Regions from separate parts of the Homo sapiens genome. Here region 2 is linked to region 1. The links are chromatin contacts, found by Hi-C or POLR2A ChIA-PET in ENCODE. All regions are on one chromosome and are shown on one strand. Each heading gives the region's core, a stretch centred on a gene start or an enhancer-like site at or near the end of the contact. The rest is flanking DNA. Distances are from core to core; before and after follow the strand shown.

Region 1 (5,189 bases), core at 1,333-3,832:
AGTGAGAGAAAGGTCAAAAATAAAAGTAAGTGTGCTGTGGAGGCTAGAGTGCTACCATTTGCTCAGAAATAGCCTCACTTGCACAGTTTTAAAAATGCAACTCAAAAGATAATTATTGACAATTAAATAGCCCCATGGCTTCAACACTAATCATAACAAAACAAAAATACTGCAAGGAATGTTCATTCATTCCATTTTTGTGGAAAGAATACCTGTGTTAGATGCTGGAACTGTTTTCAAGGAGCTCATTTCTAAAAAATTTACTTTCTTGGACCATTTATCCAAAGAAGAAATGCCGTTTCTTCAAAGATGTGTGTTTTTCAAATCTGCACTATCTTCTGTAAGCATTCTGGTTAAATAATTCCCCAGGATAGGAAAGTCACTTTGATGCTGGTTGTACAAGGGAAATGCCATGAATTCCCAGATGCTTTTAAAATACAGGTGGGTTATAAAGACAAAGGTGATGCAACTTGTTGAATGTCTCATTTTTAAATTATAACTTTCAAAGGAGTGAAGGACTTGCCATCCCAAAATATGTCAAACTGGCATATTAATTATTTTGAAAACATTGGAGAAATTGTAGTTTCAGAAAGGGGTAGCTGACCTGCATGCAGCAAGCCATAAAGCTTCTTCTGTGGCTCATGCCTGTAATCTCAGCACTTCGGGAGGCCAAGGCAGGAAGATCGTTTAAGTTTAGGCATTAGAGACCAGCCTAGGCAACATGATGAGACCCCATCTCTACAAAAAATATGGAAATTAGCCAGGTGTGGTAGTACATGCCTATAGTGGCAGCTACCTGGGAGGCTGAGATGGGAGGATCATCTGAGTCTGAGAGGTCCAGGCTGCAGTGATCTATGATCACACCACTGCACTCCAGCCTGAGAGACAGAGTGAGACCCTGTCTCAAAAAAAATGAAAGAAAGAAAGGACGGGGAGGGGGAGAGAGAGGGAGAGGGAGAGGGAGACAGAGAGGGAGAGGGAGACGGAGAGGGAGAGGGAGATGGAGAGGGAGAATATTCCTTTGGACGAGATCCTCCCTTTACTAGAGCCAGGAAATAGCTCTTATCAACCAGAGGCTGGGAACAGGGGGCTGCAGTGGACCCAATTAAATATATTTTCCAAAGTAACCCTTATCTTCTACTAGTTTTACACCCCGCTTGTATCTCCTAGTGACTCCCCTAGGAATTTATTGCCCGTAGACAGATCGCCTTTGTCCTATCATTTCTTCTTAAGTTTATTATTCTTCATCCAAAAAGTATAAAAGCATCTTGCTTTGGCCACTTCTTCAGACTTCACTCTCTTGTGAAGATCCCCATGTACATGTAAAACTAATAAAATGTGTATGCTTTTCTCTTGTAAATCTGCCTTGTGTCAATTTGGTTTCTAGATCCAGCTGAAGGGCCCACATGAGAGCTCAGGCGGGTTGGAGGTGATCTCTCATTACCTACACGTTATATAAATTCAGCATAGGAATAATGGTTGAGGGTAAATTAACATTGTTAAAAAGAATACACCGTAACATAAAGTACTTTAACATTTATAATATGAGACCATTTATTAAAGAAAATACCATTATATAATAATGAGGCTAATAATTTCATATGGAAATAATACTGTATTAATTCGATGTATTCATACTAACAGTGAACATGATATTTTAAATTTTGCTGTCACATAATTATGCTGCTGCTTTATGAAATGTTATACTGTCACCTAGAAAAACCCTTATTTGAGTGTAGATCTGCGATCTTCAGCCTCATATGGCAGGTTGTAATGTGTTACTGAGGTATTTTTAAGTGAAGAGGTGGGAAAAACTCCTGGCTGAGTCATAAAACTGAGGATTCTTTCTTTCCTAATCTGCCTGGAGCAAAGCTGTCTAGGCTAACACTGGCCTTTAGCAAAGAACTGAAACACTTTCCTAGTTCTACAAGGCAAATTGGGTAATGGGATGTGGTATTGGGTAATGGGATGTGGTGTTAAGTTTGGAATGAGGAGATATCTTAGGGTTGTGAGTCATGGTCCGTATTATTTTTAAGTTGTTGCTTAAAAATAAAAAAGCAACAAAAAGCAATCAAAGGGAAAGTGAGAGTTAGAAGAAGTTGAAGACCAAATAATTTTGTACTAGTCAGTAAATAGTAGTATTGTGACTACAAATGACTATTTGGTACAGGCATCTTAACTCCTCAGCTCTGTTAGCACTGATTAAAAGTGAAAAAGTTGATTCATTGTGTATTGGAATAAATAATGTCTCAAAGTTTACGCAGTGGTGGAAGTGAAACCAAAATACAAAGCTCCATTTGTGACTGAAGTTTGCTAACATTTCAAGAAGTAGGTTGAAGTGACAGTGGGTAATAGGAAAAGCAGACATATTTCTTTGCCATGAGATTTTATAGCTGTCATTGGCAGTGTGTTTTCTTAAACTGATATCAGCTACCATTTATACACTTAACAATTTCTGGTCAGATTAGGGCAGAAGGTTGTGGTACCCACATATATAAAATAGTATAATAATGTTCTATTTTTTTTTTGGAACAAATTTGTTACATGAAATGTCAGATGAGTCATTTTGCTCATGTCAGGTATTTAAAAGTAATGGAAAGATGCCAACATGGAAGCCCAGTAATTCATGCGCTGGTGTAATGGAGCAAATGAAATGCAAAGCTCTTGTACAGGTCCAATTTCAGCACCAAACGCTTACCTGTCAGTCAGCAAAATTGTCCCTGAATAAAAATGAACCCCATCTGAGAGGCAAAGCATTTTAATGTACATCACATTCTTTGACTCTATTGCGAGGTAGAAGCTGCATGGAAAGAAAGAGAATGCTGTTGAAAAAGACATTTAACAGCAACCTCTGAGCATGCTGAAAATCTCACTCGCATTACTGCCCACAAAAGGTTTTTGGTTTGCCCTTTCTCTCCTGAGCTATTGACAAACTCTTGAGCATTGCTGCCCTCCCCGGCTCTGTGTCTCTTATCTACATGGAAAGGCAGCTGATTTACTCCAGACAGTGAGAGATTTGGCCACTCAGGGATGTGGAGACCAAGTTTTAGACAGGTAACTTTATTGCTGCCTGGGTGCAGCTGGGGGATGTATTTATGGACGTGACAATTAAAAGTGTGTGTTGCACAAATCGAAAGTCAGACATACCCTTGTATAAATGATTATTGTGGTCCAAAGTGACTGCCATTTCTTTTGGAAAGCCTTTCATTTGGAATCAGTTCCCAGTTTTCTATATGAGCAAGCATCTTACAGAAATGAGGTGTCCTAGTTTTTTTTAGACCCAATTCCTGTGGTTTTTAAAAAGCAAATGGGAAAGTTAAGAATTTGTGTGCTTCAGTGCCCACGCACCCAGGGATTCTTGTACCCTACCTCTAGGAGTCATGATTTGTTCTACCTTTGAAATGTCTGTTTTCCATTTCTGTGTTTTAAGACTCTAAGTGCTTATAGGAACCCAAGCAGCTATTGAAAACCAGTAATGACTAGTTCTTCTAAATGCTAATGATTGAGAATGAACTAGCAATCAGGGCTCAAAAATAAAATAAAATAAAATAAAGTAAAATAAAATAAAGTGTGCTGAATTAGAAACGATAATAATTAAATCAAGCCAAGGTGCCCTATACTTATGACTGCACTAATGCTTGAAAAATTATGAGTACAGAGAAAATTTACATAAATCCTCTTTAAATGATGTATGTGAAAAAAAAGAAAGAAGGAAAAACCATGGTCACAGGACTGAATTTATTTTAATCCCCTGGTTCAAGTGGTCCTAGAAATAATCATACTTGTATCAATCTATATTGCATGACTTTTGTAAGATGTGAAAATAGTGTTTTTCACTAAATTGTCACTTATTATTGTTCATTTAGGGCCACTAACATAGAAAAATTTCTCAGCTACAGTGTCAAAAGAATAGGGACAATTTGATGTTTTCTTTTGATGCTGTTTGTTGATATCTAGACCACTGTAGCTTGATTGCCTAACATTAAACCTATAATAACAGTGCAATCATAGCAGTATCATCATGAATGTTGTTACAATAGAAACAACATTTACACGGCTTCAGAATGGTAATTATCAAACTTTTTGTCATGAAGCGCTTATTTGCTAGCATTGATCTGCCCCGGTCAGTTGTTAGCTCTTCTCATCTGAGGTGTATTGATTGTATAATCAGTAGATAGAGGCTGTGGGCAGATGAAATTCAGTGTTGTTGGGCAAATTATCGGCTGCTTGCCTGTTGACCTGGACCCTGCTGGTTGTACCTTAGATGCTGGTGGGATTATTACTCATTTCAGTGACCCTACTTTATGACAGAGCACTCTGTATTATTATAAAAGATAAATGCCATCCTGCTTGCTGTGGTTGTGGTTGACTACACAAATGTCAGAATATAGCTAGTCTGCAAACTAGGCAGTGCAAGTATGTTTCCGATGAGATCAAAAGGAGAAATTTTCAAAGATTACCTTTTCTGAATTTGTCTCTTTGTAAGAATGTAATAACAAAAAGCCTATGTGTATCTAGCTGATGATAATAATGAAACCTTTATGTATATAGCTGTTTATCATGTGCTAAGGATTATGACAAATCACTTAATATTTTGTTTTACCAGCAAGAACACTGAAGCCGACATTAAGCTAAGCAAATGGGCTAAGATCACATGTCAATGAGCAGTAGAGCTTGGAATTAAATCTGTTTCTTCTGAATACAAGTCAAGTTTGTTATATTCTACTGCTCTGTCTTATTAGGTTATCCAGGCTGACCATTAAATATGTGTATACTGACAGATCTAAGGTTTCATCCAACTGGATTAAAAAATAAAGACCTCAATGTTACTTAAATAAATTATTGCATTGGGTAATTTTTGAGACTATTTGAGCTATTAAATAATTATAACATTCCAAAGCCCAAGGTCTAACATGGGATTACTTTTATAGACAAAATCATTTTATATAAAGAGCACTGTAAATTTTATAGCTGGTGGCTGTTTTTAAAAAATCTAGATGGTTTTTGCCGGGCGTGGTGGCTCACGCCTGTAATCCCAGCACTTTGGGAGGCTGAGGCGGGTGGATCACAAAGTCAGGAGTTCGAGACCAGCCTGGCCAATATGGTGAAACCCCATCTCTACTAAAAGTACACATATTAGCCAGGCGTGGTGCCGCGCGCCTGTAGTCCCAGCTATTTGGGAGGCTGAG
Region 2 (5,189 bases), core at 1,601-4,100, 37 kb after region 1:
TATTCCATAACAGTGATAAGACAAATATTAATTAAAGGCAGAAATCATAAGCATAACTCAAGGCAGAATATGAAAAGCCCTATAAAATAGATAAATACAAATGTAGAAGGGGCTATACATAATTTGTTTCCAGAAAACCTATAATGCTTTTCTTTCTCCCATTTCTCCTTTTCAATTAAAATAATTCTTAGAAAAAAGATCACACATAGTTTCTTTTGAAAGGTTGTATTTGGACTAGATATTGAAAGTGAAAAACAGAAGAGAGGGCATTTTGGGCAAAGAGGATAGCATGAACCAGTAAGTGTTTCACAGGGGAAGAGAGAGATGGGTTTATGGAAACTTGAGTGTCTTCCCTGTGCCAGGGACTGTGTTAAGTGTAAGGAACACAAAACTGACTGAAATACAGTTCCTGTCTGGTGAGAATGACGGAGAAGTAAACCAACAGTAATGATACTGTGACTGGGGAACAGTTGCATTGCATTCTTCATATTTGTCGAAGGCACATATTTATTGAATGTGCCTGTTTTCCAGGCACATGGAAGATGCTGGAGATACACCAGAGAGCAAAACGGACCAAAATCTCTGCCTTCATGAAGGCTATACTCTTATGAGCAAGATAAGCAGAACATAAATAAATAAAATATAGAGTATAACAGATGGTGATAAGTGCATTGGAGAAAAACAAGGCAAGGAAGGGGATGAAATCTGCTGGAGTTGAGAGAAATGAGTTGCAATTTTAAATACAGAGGTCAAGAAAAGCCTCATTGAGGAGACATTTGAATAAAATGCTGAAAGCCACAAAGAGGTAGCAAGTCCTGTGACTCTAGAGTGAAAGATGTTCCAAGCAGAAAGCTGTGTCCCCTCCAGAGTCTTGTCTCAGTATGCTTCACACACACCAGCAATTTGCTTCTTTTTCTTTTGCATCATCAGTCTGCTACTACTGTCCCGTGCACCACCCAGTCTGCTACTACTGACCCTTATTCACTCTAACCAGCTCTTTGGTCTCCTTGCTTTTTTTTTTTTTTTTTTTTTTTTGAGACAGGGTCTTGCTCTGTTGCCCAGGCTAGAGTGCAGTGGTGACATCATAGCTCACCTGGGCTCAAGCAATCCTGCCATCTCTGCCACCTGAGTAGTTGGGACTACAGGTGCACCCCACACCCGGCTAATTTTTAAAAATTATTTTAGAGATAGGGTCTTGCTATGTTGCCCAGGCTGGTGGCAAACTTCTGGCCTCAAGTGATCCCCCGACCTCAGCCTCCCAAAGCATTGGGATTACAGGTTGAATTACTATGCCCTGCCTGGTTTCCTTGCTATTCCATTAACATGCCAGATGACTTTCACATCAGGGGGTTTGCATTTGGCTGGTATATAGAGAATGAATTAGAAAGATGTAAGTCCAAAGTCAGAGAAACCATTTGGGGCCGGGGAAGAGCAATAATCAAGGTTAAAGATGATTAGCAACTGAATTACGGCTATGGCCAGGGGAATCAAGAAAAGTAGACAGATTGAGAGAGATTTAGAAGGAAAAAAATTACTAGAACTTGGTGACTGCTTGGATATGGTAACCAAAGGAGAATGGAGACGCAAGATAATTCCCAGGTTTCTGCCTTGGGTAGCTGGCAGGATGATGATGCAGTTCACTGAGGAGGGTACAGTTTTGGAGGCATTTAGGTGAGATGATGGATGTGGTTTGGGGAATATTACATTTGAGGGGCATTGGGCATGATTTGAGTTGGTATACCATACAGATTAATTTCTTGTCAATATTTTTAAAGTATTGTAATGTGTTTTTTTAACCACACCCTATAATTTAAGTAACAATAGGATCTCCAGAATGAGAATAATAGGGGGACCCATAGAGAGATGGCCTCTCAAAGGCAGTAGCCTTTTAGTGGGCTCTGAAAGATGAGAGATGCCAACTGTGCAGTTAGGGAAGACTCCAGGCAGAGGCACAGCAGACATGCAGGCATTCATCCCATGTCACCAAAACATCCAGTATGTTTTCAGCAAATGCTGAAAACTGAATTACAGCCTATTCTCTGTCCCTTGCTCTCCCTCTAGTTTCCCTAGATCAGGGTGGAAACTCTCCATCCAGCCAACCGTGCACTTCAAAAACCCAGAGGTCAGCCTGGACACCTCTTCTCCCCCGACCTCCAGTCATAAGTCCTGTGGATTGTCCTTGAAATCTGACTGTCACTCTGCTCCCTTCTGTCCTAGCTGCCATCTTCTGTCTCTTGAACTGTGCAGCAGCCCCCTGCCGGTGCCCTGCTTTCATTCTTGTGCTCTTCCAACCCAATCTCCATATTCAGCTGAGTGATCTTTGAAAAACACAAGTTTGCTCCTGTCATTCCCTGTTGCAATGTATTTTTACAAACACATCCTAAGATAGTTAGTCACGTACCAACTTTTAGACCTTTAAAAATTGCATTTATCTGCCAAGCAATTGTTCCCCATGGAAGAAGAGCTCTAGTGACTACTTTGTTCCTTTGTTGTCTCTAATTTTAATATTCCAAAACCCACATTTTTTTTTACAATTGTCATTTGATTTAGATGACTTAAAAGCTTTTTATTACAAGCCATATATATACTAATAGAACAACCTTTAACAATATATTTTTTTGATTCACCAGAAAAGGTGATCATTTCTTGATCACAAGCAGTAAGGTTTCTTGTCCTCAGCTCAACCTCATTATAACTATATATTTGAACAAACTAAGATATCCTCTGAACTGAGTCACCTCATCCCAGGGTTCAACTGACATGGGGAATTACCTTATTTTAGTCAGAAAGCCTTAATTAGATTAGGTTGGCCTTTCTGAACTTTATGTGTTGCTACATACAGGAGTTAAAAACCTTGATCTACACATATCACACAAATCAGGAGAAAACGAAAGCAGAAATGAGCTCATGTTTCTATATGCAGCTGCTTTGATGAAGACATTTCAAATAGAAACCAGAAAACCAAAAGCACAAAACTGAGGAGATAATAGCCAATGAAGGGGAGAAGTGATTAATTCAGATCAGGAAAAAAAGCTGCAGAGTTCAAAGAGACTATGATGAAATTATTAGGGGCTGTTGGAGATGTAATCCATATCTCCTTGTCACATGTGTCCTACGTGATAGTGCCGTGAATGTCATGGGATAAAATTAGTGCCTTACAAAATAAACATGTTTAAACTTTGTGAAAAATACCCACACAAGAGACTGATATACATACATTCAGAGGTGGACACATTTGTCTCTAGAGGGAAATTCATCTGCTATGTGGTGAGAGCAGCTGATAATCAGGAAACTCAAAGTCACATTCTAGCAGAAACTTTTATTAATATTGACCCATAACTGTGGCTCTGCAGGAGTTTTTAATCTCATTGTATTTATGTAGTGTCTTTTGTAATATGATAACACATTTCAAAATTATTATTGTTGAATTGCCAACAAAATGCATCCTAAACACACACTCCTTAGGTAAGGGAAGAGACCCCATGTATGCTGTCCTCTGCTATTGGAAACAAGTTAAAAAAGAGTTATCCAGTAATCTTTTTCTTAAAAACAGTCACAACATCTTGATGATACTGATTCAATTGTAAATTATTTTGGAATAATTCAAACTATAAAAGCTCTAATCTTCAAGATGGGAGGCTTGAATGTGGGAATGTAAGCACAGATGTTTATCTAATTTTATCCAATAGTTTATACTGCACGATGGGCTCACTGAGCCATATTTCCTCACTTTGAAGTTACCTGGAGTTCTACCTGGTCACAGGCTTGCCTGATTTATGTGAGTGAGGAAGGAAAACCACTTAAATGAAGAGTGTGGCTTTAAAGAATATAGTGCATTTTCTCTGAGTGAGCATTCGTGACTTCTGCAGGAAGGTAGATGATATTGGACAACAGATTACTTTGTTTTGATTGAAGATTGAATTAATATTACAATACCAATGCTTTGTCTGTTCGCAGGCAACGAATAAATGAGTGTGTGATACTGAAATGAAAAAAATAGGATATAGATGGCTTATGTAAGAGCCAAATATAGCAGAAGCATACAACTATCAAACTTTATTCAGACATCAAGAAAGCATCATATCTGAGCTATTCTTTTCATCTCCTTCCTGTTTCTTTGTATACACTTCTAGTAGTTAAACTGATTTTAATGGATGAATTTTCATTTAAAAGTAAAAAATGATGTTCTCTGCTTCAAGCAGCAGGTGTGTTTTTAATCTTTAATAGGTCACCTTCCCAAGTGCAAGCAGGCAAGCTGTTATTGATCAAAGAGGTTTTGTTGGGTAGCTCTCAGATTATTGAGTGACAAACTTTATTGAATTTGACTTAACAGAAGTCAGAAGACAGCTGAAGCATAAGAGCTTGCACTGCCATCAGAGTCATTTTACGACAGCCAGGGAGCAAAGCTCAGAGATGGATACTGAGCTTTTTGCTGGCCCTTGGAGATTAACTGAACAGCCTTCCTACCAATTCCCAAGCCTGTCAGCAGAACCAATTAGATTTTCAACCAGTAGACAAGAAGGGTGGCACTTGGGGACCTTTTTGCTTTAGGTCGAAGGCTTTTCAGACTGCGATGAGATGACATTGATGATGACACGTTGAGCATTGGTTGGTTTTAAGACAAGTTAAATTAGCAGTCTTGAAATGATTCCAACTGTCTCCTGACTTCTCACTGTTGCCATATTCAGTGGATCCTGTCAGGAGCAAGTTGATGACTTAATAGTCTTTCTTGAGTGGATTTGAGCACTTTGGCTGTGTGTTTATGTGTAGTTGTCATGCTTAAAATATTCATATGAAGGTTTGAAATATTTATTTGAAGGCGCCTTCTGCAGAGTTCAGCAGTAAGGCTCTCAGTGCTTCTACCTACTTTTTATTTTTTATTTTTTGCTTCTCTAAGCAGTTATTTTGTACAACTACCTTTTATTCTATTTCATGTATAATTGATGACAATGTTTCATGTAATTATTGATAACTTCATTTATGATAAACTTAAAAAGCCTTTCTGACATCATGCATTTCTCCCAGACTACTGTAAATTCAGATCTACTCATAAATAGTTTGGAAATCACTGGGGATTAGGAAGGGCACTATTGTTTTTATTCTGTGACCTTTGGTCCAAGAAGACTGAGGCAGATTTTCATGGAAGGGATATAAACAGAAGGATGGAAACATAGATGTAGTACTAATAC

What was found. A loop is a pair of places that touch in the nucleus more often than their neighbours do. ChIA-PET counts read pairs that join two places held with the same protein, here RNA polymerase II (POLR2A). Pooled maps may share reads with other maps.
Region 2: a map of CD8-positive, alpha-beta T cell shows a loop between it and region 1 (2.2-fold over the local background). The contact joins two enhancer-like sites. A Hi-C loop is called at or near these places in 2 of 168 maps with a recorded cell type or tissue (CD8-positive, alpha-beta T cell and naive thymus-derived CD4-positive, alpha-beta T cell), 3 of 37 single-sample maps with no recorded cell type and 14 of 50 pooled maps. POLR2A ChIA-PET finds 5 or more read pairs at or near these places in 10 of 52 experiments (Caco-2, GM10248, GM12878 and 6 more).

Annotation. Positions count from the first base shown.
Region 1 is chr2:44,576,714-44,581,902 of GRCh38, forward strand. All of the region lies in intron 3 of CAMKMT (calmodulin-lysine N-methyltransferase), which reads left to right. Among named protein-coding and RNA genes, the nearest start is that of CAMKMT, 220 kb to the left of the region's middle. Within about 2 kb of position 2,583, at least 5 of the 41 ENCODE cell types and tissues checked have a DNase peak (open chromatin) inside an H3K27ac peak, as active enhancers do; they include GM12878, where a contact is called at or near this core.
Region 2 is chr2:44,613,926-44,619,114 of GRCh38, forward strand. All of the region lies in intron 3 of CAMKMT (calmodulin-lysine N-methyltransferase), which reads left to right. Among named protein-coding and RNA genes, the nearest start is that of CAMKMT, 250 kb to the left of the region's middle. Within about 2 kb of position 2,851, at least 3 of the 41 ENCODE cell types and tissues checked have a DNase peak (open chromatin) inside an H3K27ac peak, as active enhancers do; they include GM12878, where a contact is called at or near this core.